2 separate regions of the Homo sapiens genome follow, and region 1 is linked to region 2. A link is an interaction called in ENCODE POLR2A ChIA-PET data of the cell type or tissue named here. Cell type or tissue: CD4-positive, alpha-beta T cell. All regions are shown on one strand. Each heading gives the region's core, and the rest is flanking DNA. Links, peaks and the distances in the headings are about the cores only.

What was found. ChIA-PET counts read pairs that join two places held together with the same protein. Peaks named below come from ENCODE experiments on the same cell type or tissue, not always from the same donor. Only the 100,000 strongest peaks of a DNase experiment are listed, where the experiment ranks them.
Region 1: POLR2A ChIA-PET joins it to region 2 with 5 read pairs; 5 of 35 experiments call an interaction of 5 or more read pairs at or near these places.

The regions. Positions count from the first base shown.
Region 1 is chr22:30,938,908-30,943,300 of GRCh38, reverse strand. MORC2 (MORC family CW-type zinc finger 2) reads left to right here. Exons shown (of 26, transcript NM_001303256.3): 7 at 1,030-1,189; 8 at 1,299-1,410; 9 at 1,743-1,868; 10 at 2,464-2,543; 11 at 3,260-3,342; 12 at 3,595-3,680. Among named protein-coding and RNA genes, the nearest start is that of MORC2-AS1, 19 kb to the right of the region's middle. RefSeq lists a silencer at 3,487-3,702. In CD4-positive, alpha-beta T cell, for the core only: no CTCF peak of the experiment used is centred there; a DNase peak (open chromatin) is centred at 2,440; H3K4me3 peaks cover 2,433 bases; H3K27ac peaks cover 3,530 bases.
Region 2 is chr22:31,293,944-31,298,336 of GRCh38, reverse strand. LOC105372997 (a long non-coding RNA gene) reads left to right here. Exons shown (of 4, transcript XR_001755493.3): 2 at 2,340-2,396. Among named protein-coding and RNA genes, the nearest start is that of PIK3IP1, 3.7 kb to the right of the region's middle. RefSeq lists an enhancer at 2,797-2,846. In CD4-positive, alpha-beta T cell, for the core only: no CTCF peak of the experiment used is centred there; a DNase peak (open chromatin) is centred at 1,856; H3K4me3 peaks cover 1,033 bases; H3K27ac peaks cover 457 bases.

The DNA of each region.
Region 1 (4,393 bases), core at 80-4,079, 350 kb after region 2:
CTTCAGGTAACTTTTGTGATAATGATTTCCTTCTTTTTCACTATAGTTTGTCACCCTTGTATGCATTTTTAAATAATAGTTTAGTTTTGCCTATTTGTGAATTTTTTAGAAATGGACTCTTACTGTAGGTATTTTTTGTATCCTATTTCATATAACACTGTGTTTATGTTGTTCATCCATGTTGATGCTAGTAGTGGTTAGTTCATTTGTATCACTATATAGTGTTCCATTGTACAGTTTAATTTGGCCACTCTAGAATGGATATTTGGGTTATTTTTATTTATTTATTTATTTTTGAGATGGAGTCTTGCTCTGTTGCCCAGGCTGGAGTGCAGTGGCACGATCTCAGCTCACTGCAACCTCCGCCTCCCAGATTCAAGCAATTCTCCTGTCTCAGCCTCCTGAGTAGCTGGGGCTACAGACGCACGCTGCCACGCCCGGCTAATTTTTTGTATTTTAGTGGAGACCGGGATTCACCATGTTGCCCAGACTGGTCTCAAACTCCTGAGCTCAGGCAGTCCATCCACCTCAGCCTCCCAAAGTGCTGGGATTACAGACATGAGCCACTGCACCAGGCCTGGGTTATTTTTGTACATGTTTACTGGTACATATGTACAAAAGTTTCTCCTAGGGTATGTACCTAGGAGTGGAATTGCTGAGTTTTAGGTTATGTTATGTGTATTTACTGATTCACTAGATAATTGCAAATATATTTTCCCTAGTGGTAAGAGTAGAATTTTTACCAAATTAAGAAAATGACCAGGGACGTCCCAAGCAGGGAACTTCTCATGCAGAGACCCTAAGCACATAAACCAACATCTCCTGAAGGAAGTAGTCTTGTGTGGCTGAGTCTTGGGAAGAGGCAGAAGCCCTGAAGCTCACAGAGCCTCTGGTGCCAGGCTGTGGAGCTTGGGCCTCACCTACAGGGCAGTGTGGAGCTGCTGTGGGGAGGGACAAGAGAGATGCACATTTGGGAGGAAGGCTGTTCTGGGGCTTCCCTTAAAGTGCCTGCTCATGTTTACTCCACAGGTGATAGTCCCACTGCCCACCTGGAATGCTCGGACCCGGGAACCTGTCACAGACAATGTAGAGAAATTTGCCATTGAGACAGAACTCATCTATAAGTACTCTCCATTCCGCACTGAGGAGGAAGTGATGACCCAGTTTATGAAGATTCCTGGGGACAGCGGTAAGTAGGCTTTGAGCCTGTAGCCCCTAGAATCTGGGAGCTCCAGAATCACAAGTAGTGTGGGGGTGGGCCGGGGGATCTGGCAGGACAAAAGATTTCTGTTTCTCAGGAACATTGGTGATCATCTTCAATCTCAAACTCATGGATAATGGAGAGCCAGAACTAGACATAATCTCAAATCCAAGAGATATCCAGATGGCAGAGACGTCCCCAGAGGGCACGTGAGTGTGGCTGGGAAGGGAGGGAGGCCCTGGAACTGGCGTTTGTGCTCTCAGGAGATGGCTTCAGGGAAAGAGGGGAGAGCACATTCATTGCCCAGTGTTCTGTGGTAGGGTAGTATGTAGGGCCAGCTCAGTTGCCTGTGGGGTGCCTGTGCTGAGGACGTGAGAGGGGCGGGATGTGGTGCTCACACTAAGGGAGCACCAGTTCAGGGCAGCAGCAGAAGTCAGTACCTAACATGGAAAGGTGGAGAGCCTGCAGAGAGGATGTTGTGCCCTTGGTCAGGCCTGTTGTGGAGCAGGTGACAGCACTTCTCTGTTTTTGCCCTCTCCAGGAAGCCAGAGCGGCGCTCGTTCCGTGCCTATGCCGCTGTGCTCTATATTGATCCCCGGATGAGGATCTTCATCCATGGGCACAAGGTGCAGACCAAGAGGCTCTCCTGCTGCCTGTACAAGCCCAGGTAGGGGCCAGTGCCCCTTGGCCTGCTGTCTCCCATGGGTCGAGGATGTGGCCGCGTTTCTCTGGGGCATTGTTAGAGGGATGCTGTATAAGAGGCTCTGGCAGTGCTGACTACGTTTGGGACTTTAAGTTGCCTGTGATTGGTCACAGGGTCAGTTCTGGGTCCTAGAGGAGGGACAGATCAGCTGTGGAGGTGGCTGGCTAAGCTCATTGAGTATGTGTGCCTCTGTGACAGGGAGGGTGCCCTGCCTGGCTCAGTGAGCTGTCTGAGTCTCTTGGCTTTAGGGCCAAGGGGCCTTTAGACACTATATAGGAAAGCAGTGGGCTTGGCTTACTCCTGAGGTTTGTTTCTGCTGTGGGATGAATGACAACCCTGGTGAATGGTGAGGTTGCTTATCAAAGACAGCAGGAGGCTAAGGGCAAGTGGAATAAGGAACTGCACCTTTTTGCTGAATTGAGCTTGGATTTGTCTCATCATGAGGGGCCAGGACAGCACAGCTTGGGAGGAGGCAGGAAGGCAGGGTGCTTCCTGTGCTTGGGTGTGCCACCTGCCCCACTGCTGCGTGGGCCATCAGCTTGCTTTTTCTACTGATCAGGATGTACAAGTACACGTCAAGCCGTTTCAAGACCCGTGCGGAGCAGGAGGTGAAGAAAGCAGAGCACGTAGCAAGGATTGGTAATGCCACTCTGGGTGCAGGAGTTGGGGGGGTGTGCATCTGGGGTATGCTGCTTGTGGGCAAAGTGGGGTTCCAGGAAAAGGCTGAGTCCACAACTCAGGGACAAGGCTGGTCTCCTGAAGCATAGTTCAGTTCCTTTGCAGCCCCTTTCACTACATGCCAACTCCCTCAGCATTTCTTCTTTCTACACTCCACTTTCTCTTCTTCTGCCATTTATAGGGCCTAAAAGTGTCAGCTCTTTGGCTTATCCCAATTGAAGAATCCCACTGAGTTCTCTGGTGCAAATACTTGTGAAATTGCTTTTCCTGACTTCAGGGCAAACATCTCAGGGGCTCTCTCGCTGTTCAGGGTTTCTCAGGGTTTCTCGGCTGCTTGTTGGAGAGTGATTGGCTGAAGACTTCTTTAGCTTCCAGCTCAAGCTGAGTGTTCAACTGGTTGCCTTAGGTGTTTTTTTTTTTTTTTTAAACCTGTTCTGGTTCATTTGTAAAGTTTCCTTGGGGCCTCCGTGATAGGTTTGAATGCCAGATTTTCCTTCTGTGACTGACTGCCGTCCAGGCACAGAGGCTGCCCTCACATTGCTCACCAGCCATAGCTCCCCCTACTCTTTTTTTCCTTGGTGGTGTACACACTTCGTGTCCAGTACTGTGGATCCAGGAGGGATGACCAAGAGTTTTGAACCTTTGCATTTCTTACCATGTTCTCTTCTGGGTTTCAGCTGAAGAGAAGGCGCGGGAGGCAGAGAGCAAAGCTCGGACATTAGAAGTACGCCTAGGTGGAGACCTCACGCGGGACTCCAGGGTAAGGTCCCGGCCCAGGCGGCTGTTCTCCAGCGTTTCTGGCACTAGGAGCCCATGTCCCATGAGCCTGGTCAAGTAAAACACAGCTTTTGAGTTTGTCCCCAGTGAGGGCTGTTTTCTGTAGAAAGAAGTAAATTTCCAGGTGTGGTTTTACATCTTTGAGATAAATTGAGATGTCTTAGATGTAATGTTTCAATATTCCCTGCTGTGGCCTAGAGTGCCACCTCCCCTCACCTGATGTCAATGTGTGCAGGTGATGTTGCGACAGGTCCAGAACAGAGCCATCACTCTGCGCAGAGAAGCCGATGTCAAGAAGAGGATCAAGGAGGCCAAGCAGCGGTGAGTGCCAGGCCTGTCCTTGGATCTTTTAAACTGACGTAGCTTTTGGACTGATTATTGACAGGTTGCTATTCTGTCACCAAGACTGCTTTGTTTTAATGCCAAATGCTTGTCAAATGCCTCCTGCAGGAGGGAAGTCTTAATCCTAGCTCTCAGCCCTTTTTTGAGTCATAAAGACAGGGCAGGGCTGACAACCTCGGCTCGAGCACCAAAACCATCCTTTGGCACTGTCTTACCTTTTCTTCCCTTTTTCTTTCTTTCTTTTCATTTAAAGGATGTATAAAATGCTCATTGTATGAAACTTGAAAAATATAAAATGTTTAAGGAGTAACATTTTTAAACTCCCTTATACTTCTACCACCTGGTGATACGACCCTATTTTTTATGTTACATATATATTTTTTCATATTCATTTTCTCCTCAGTGGTTATGTATGTAGAATAATGCTGGAGATTGAGTGTTGTATACTTTTGCATTTAGAACCAGCATTTGTCCTGGATCATTAAGTTTCCTGCTTGTCCCACCTCCATGTCTGGATCCTCTTTGGACTCTGTGGCTTGATTCACTGTTTTGCCTCTTGTTGGCCTCCTTGGCACAGGCATGGGTTTCAGGTTTTTTCTCTCCAAGTCAGTCCACTCCTCATCCATCTGCTTTTCAGCTCTAAGTTTTTGTTGATAGTAATCACATGATGGTGTCTTATTGCACATGCTTAT
Region 2 (4,393 bases), core at 176-4,175:
CCTCCCACCTCAGCCTCCCAAGTAGCGGGGACTACAGGTCTGTGCTGCCATGCCCAGCTGATTCTTTTATTTGCAGAGATGGGGGTCTCACTATGTTGCCCAGGCTGGTCTTGAACTTCTGACCTCAAGCAATACTCCTGCCTCAGCCTCCCAAAATGTTGGAATTATAGGCAAAACCCACCATGCCTGGCCTATACCTAGTACTTACAAGTTAGGAGGTACTCACAAAAATTCCTGATAACAGCTAACATTTATTCAGGGATCAATGAATGTCAACAATCCAATGATTTTGGTAATTTTTCTCTCTCTCTCTGCCTCCCTCCATATGAGGAAACTGAGCCATAGTTTAGTAGCTTGCCTAAGATGACATAGCTAGGAAGCAACAGAGCTGGGATTTGAATCCTCATGTTGGTGCCTGCATTCTTAACCACTATGATAACAGGCTAAGAAAGCTTAAAATTATAGATGCTAAGTAACTTACCTAAGATCTTTTTAAACATTTAAAAAGTTTTTTTTTTCCTTTGTTAGTAGGCAAGGAACTAAGATCATAGTGCAGTGCTAAGACTAGAACCCAAGTATTTTCAAAGGCTACGCTCGGCTGGGCGTGGTGGCTCATGCCTATAATACCAGCACTTTGGGAGGCTGAGGTGGGTGGATCACGAGGTCAGGAGTTTGAGATCAGCCTGGCCAACATGGTGAAACCCCATCTCTACTAAAAATACAAAAAATAGCTGGGCGTGGTGGCGGGTGCCTGTAATCCCAGTTATTCGGGAGGCTGAGGCAAGAGAATCTCGCTTGAACCTGGGAGGCGGAGGTTGCAGTGAGCCAAGATCGCACCACTGCACTCCAGTCTGGGCGACAGAGCGAGACTCTGTCTCAAAAACAAAAACAAAAACAAAAAAAAACCCCAAAGCCTACGCTCATAAATTATTTGGTATACTGCTTCTCCTACTTTAAAAGTCAGTACTAAGCTCATACTGGGTGTTAATACATTTTAAAACTGCAAATCCAGTTTACTGAAATTGGAGAATATCAGATCCCCTTCCAAGAGAGGCATAATTGTAGCTTACTGGGTGAATTCACCTTTTATATTGACAGTCTAGCCTTATGAACCAATTAAGTTTGTAGTTTCTGCATTCTTCCTGTGACACTGAAGACTGTTTTCATCAATGTGAAAACCATGTTATCTAAGCTAAATCAAAATCCACTCTCATTCAGAATTTATTCTTCCTTTTATTTCTCAACACCAGTGACATGTTCCCAAGTTCTCTGCCTTTGTGGCTCCTTAGTTTCCAGTGTGGAATGTCTTATTTCTGAAAGCAACCTGTGATTGACAAGCCTTCTTGGCTATTCTGTAGTTTACCCTAAAAAAAATCTGTTCTCTCTGTCGGCTCATTAGACTGCTTTTCCTTACATGGTACTCTGCTTTTCCCCTTTATTTCAAGCATTTATTAAAACTAAACTATGTACCAAGCATACACAAAATGGATATAACCTAACTCTTTGAAGGCTACACTTCAAAGAAACAGCCTTGGTGTTTACATATTTTGACTAGAATATTATTTCCCTAACAAGCTGCATAAAACCATTCCTGCTCAGTTTGTAATTATACACCAAAATATTGAGCACAATTTCAGTAGCTACTTCTACAGCACATCATATAAAGTGAATTGCTGGAGCCAACTCATTAGGTCTTATTCCAAAGATTTTTACCAACACTTTGGCCCTCTTTTGCTGACAAAAAAGGATTCTTAAGCCTTTTAACAGCTTTATAACTTCCTTATTAGAGTTCACTCACTAACATATCCTGTTAACAAAATGAAGTGCCCATCCTTCTTGGGAAACACTCTGGAGAATATTTCCTGATTTCATCGCACAGCTTTGTCTCTGGATTAGTAATCATCTAATACGAAACTGAGGATATGAGTATTATGTTTCACAATGTTGTCTTCAAGGATATAAACAACTCAAAATTTAAGTATTTGAGTAGCACTGTATCACATTATTATTGCCGTGATATTTTCAGAAGAAATCTGAAGTCTGCGCTAACTACAGGCCATAAAATATGGCCATCTTGCCCCAATAAATGGAGCAAAGTTCAAATCTGGATCATCAGAAAAAGACAAGAGGCACATTTCTAAACCAAATCTGATTGCCTTGAGGAAGGAAGGTACTGAACCTGTTAGAGTACATCTCTGAAGGACTGAGAATCAAGTCCTTCATTCCCTCGCCCCCTAAAAAAATCCAATCAATCATGCTGATAAATGTCTTAGTTACAGGGGAGAAAAAATAGACATGACTAAGCTGAAAAAAATCTTCTGGCTTTGTATCTTTTCTAGGCAGTGCTGTTCCTGATAAGACACATGACACAAAATATGGTTTTGCTGAGTATCAAGGTAAGTTAGGGAAAATAGTATTTTTTAAATAGGAAAATTAGATGACAACAGCAACAGGTAAAGAAGCCTTGGGCTTCTGAGGTAGAAATACTAGCATCCCTACATAGGCATGGTAGATAATCTGAAACTAGTACAAGTGCTGGCCTGTTATAGCCTGTCTCTACCGTAATCAGAGGGAAAAGTATTACAATCCAGCAAAAGTAGCCCTTCAAAATCTAAGGAGGAGCATTTCATCAGATATCAATAAATGAACCCTCGCTGCATACAAAGGCAATACATTACGTGCTGAGTGACCAACTTCAAAGAACCTTCTGCTGTTCTGAAATTTAAAACTACTCTCATTTCCTCAAGCCTGTATTTTATGTAATGAAACAAAATGCACATCATATGTCTCCTGCTGCACTGTAAGAGTAAACATAGGACCCCTCCCACCAAAAATTGTGCAAAGAGCCCTTCCCCTTCAGCTTTTTGCTATAGAAATATCCTACTACTTCCCTGAAAATAGTATATGCTTTCTTTGGCAAGTGGAATATCACCCTGTTACTCTCTCCCTTACTCTGCTTCACTTTTTTTCGCATAACGCTTAAGATTACCTAATATTTTACATGTTTATCATGTCTCTCCCAATTAGAATATAAGCTTCATGAGGGCAGAGATTTCAAATATTTTGTTCACAGATGTATTCCCAGTATCTACAACTATATTTAGCATGTAGCAGATTCTCAAAAATATTTGTAAAATTAATAAAATTTAAAAATCCCTATTATATTGGAATTGTTAAATTAAAAAAAAATTTTGGCCAGGCGCAGTGGCTCACACCTATAATCCCAGCACCTTAGGAGGCCAAGACAGGCGGATTACGAGGTCAGGAGATCGAGACCATCCTGGCTAACACAGTGAAACCCCGTCTCTACTAAACAAAATACAAAAAATTAGCCGGGCGTGGTGGCGGGCGCCTGTAGTCCCAGCTACTCGGGAGGCTGAGGCAGAATGGCGTGAACCCAGGAGGCGGAGCTTGCAGCGAGCCGAGATGGCGCCACTGCATTCCAGCCTGGGCAACAGAGCAAGACTCTGTCTCAAAAAAAATAAATTTTTTTTTTAAGACAGGGTCTCTCTTTGTTGCCCAAGCTGGAGTGCAGTGGCATGATCACAGGTCACTGCAGCCTCCAACTCCTGAACTCAAATGATCCTCCCACCTCAGTAGGTGGGACTACAGATGAGTGCCACCACACCTACCTATTTTTTTTTTTTTGTAGAGATGAGGGTCTTATTATGTTGCCCAGGCTGGTCTCAAACTCCTGGGCTCATCCTCCCACCTTGGCCTCCCAAGTGCTGGGATTTACAAGTGTGAGCCACTATACCTGGCCAAATTTTAAAATGCTACCGTATCTGTGTATGAATATGTGTGAATAAATTTACAGACTCTAGGGTGTAATTCACAGGGTAGACCAAGTCAAGAGTCAGAGGATCAGAAGCTTGGGTGGGGAGATAGGAGAGTGATTGCAAAAACAAAGCAATCTATCTTATTAAATGGACGAAAGGGATCAAACATTATCAGTAAACTATTTTAAAGAGTGAATTAAATGTATCTCTCTATCCTTTCTATGAGTGTAGTGAATTCAGATTCACCTCAGATTAGTTGAATTGACACTAGTTTTCTTCCCTGATAAAGCTTTTAAAATTTATTTAGTAAAGTGGCCAGGCATGGTGGCTCACACCTGTAATCCCAGAACTTTGGGAGGCCAAGGTGGGTGGATCACCTGAGGTCAGGAGTTTGAGACCAGCCTGGCCAACATGGTGAAACCCCATCTCTACTAAAAAAATACAAAAAAAAATTTAGCCAGGCGTGGTGGCGCACACCTTTAATCCCAGCTACTTGGGAGGCTGAGGCAGGAGAATTGCTTGAACCTGGGAGGTGGAGGTTGCAGTAAGCCGAGATGGTGCCACTGCACTCCAGCCTGGGAGACAGAGACTCTGTCCCCCCCACCCAAAAAAAA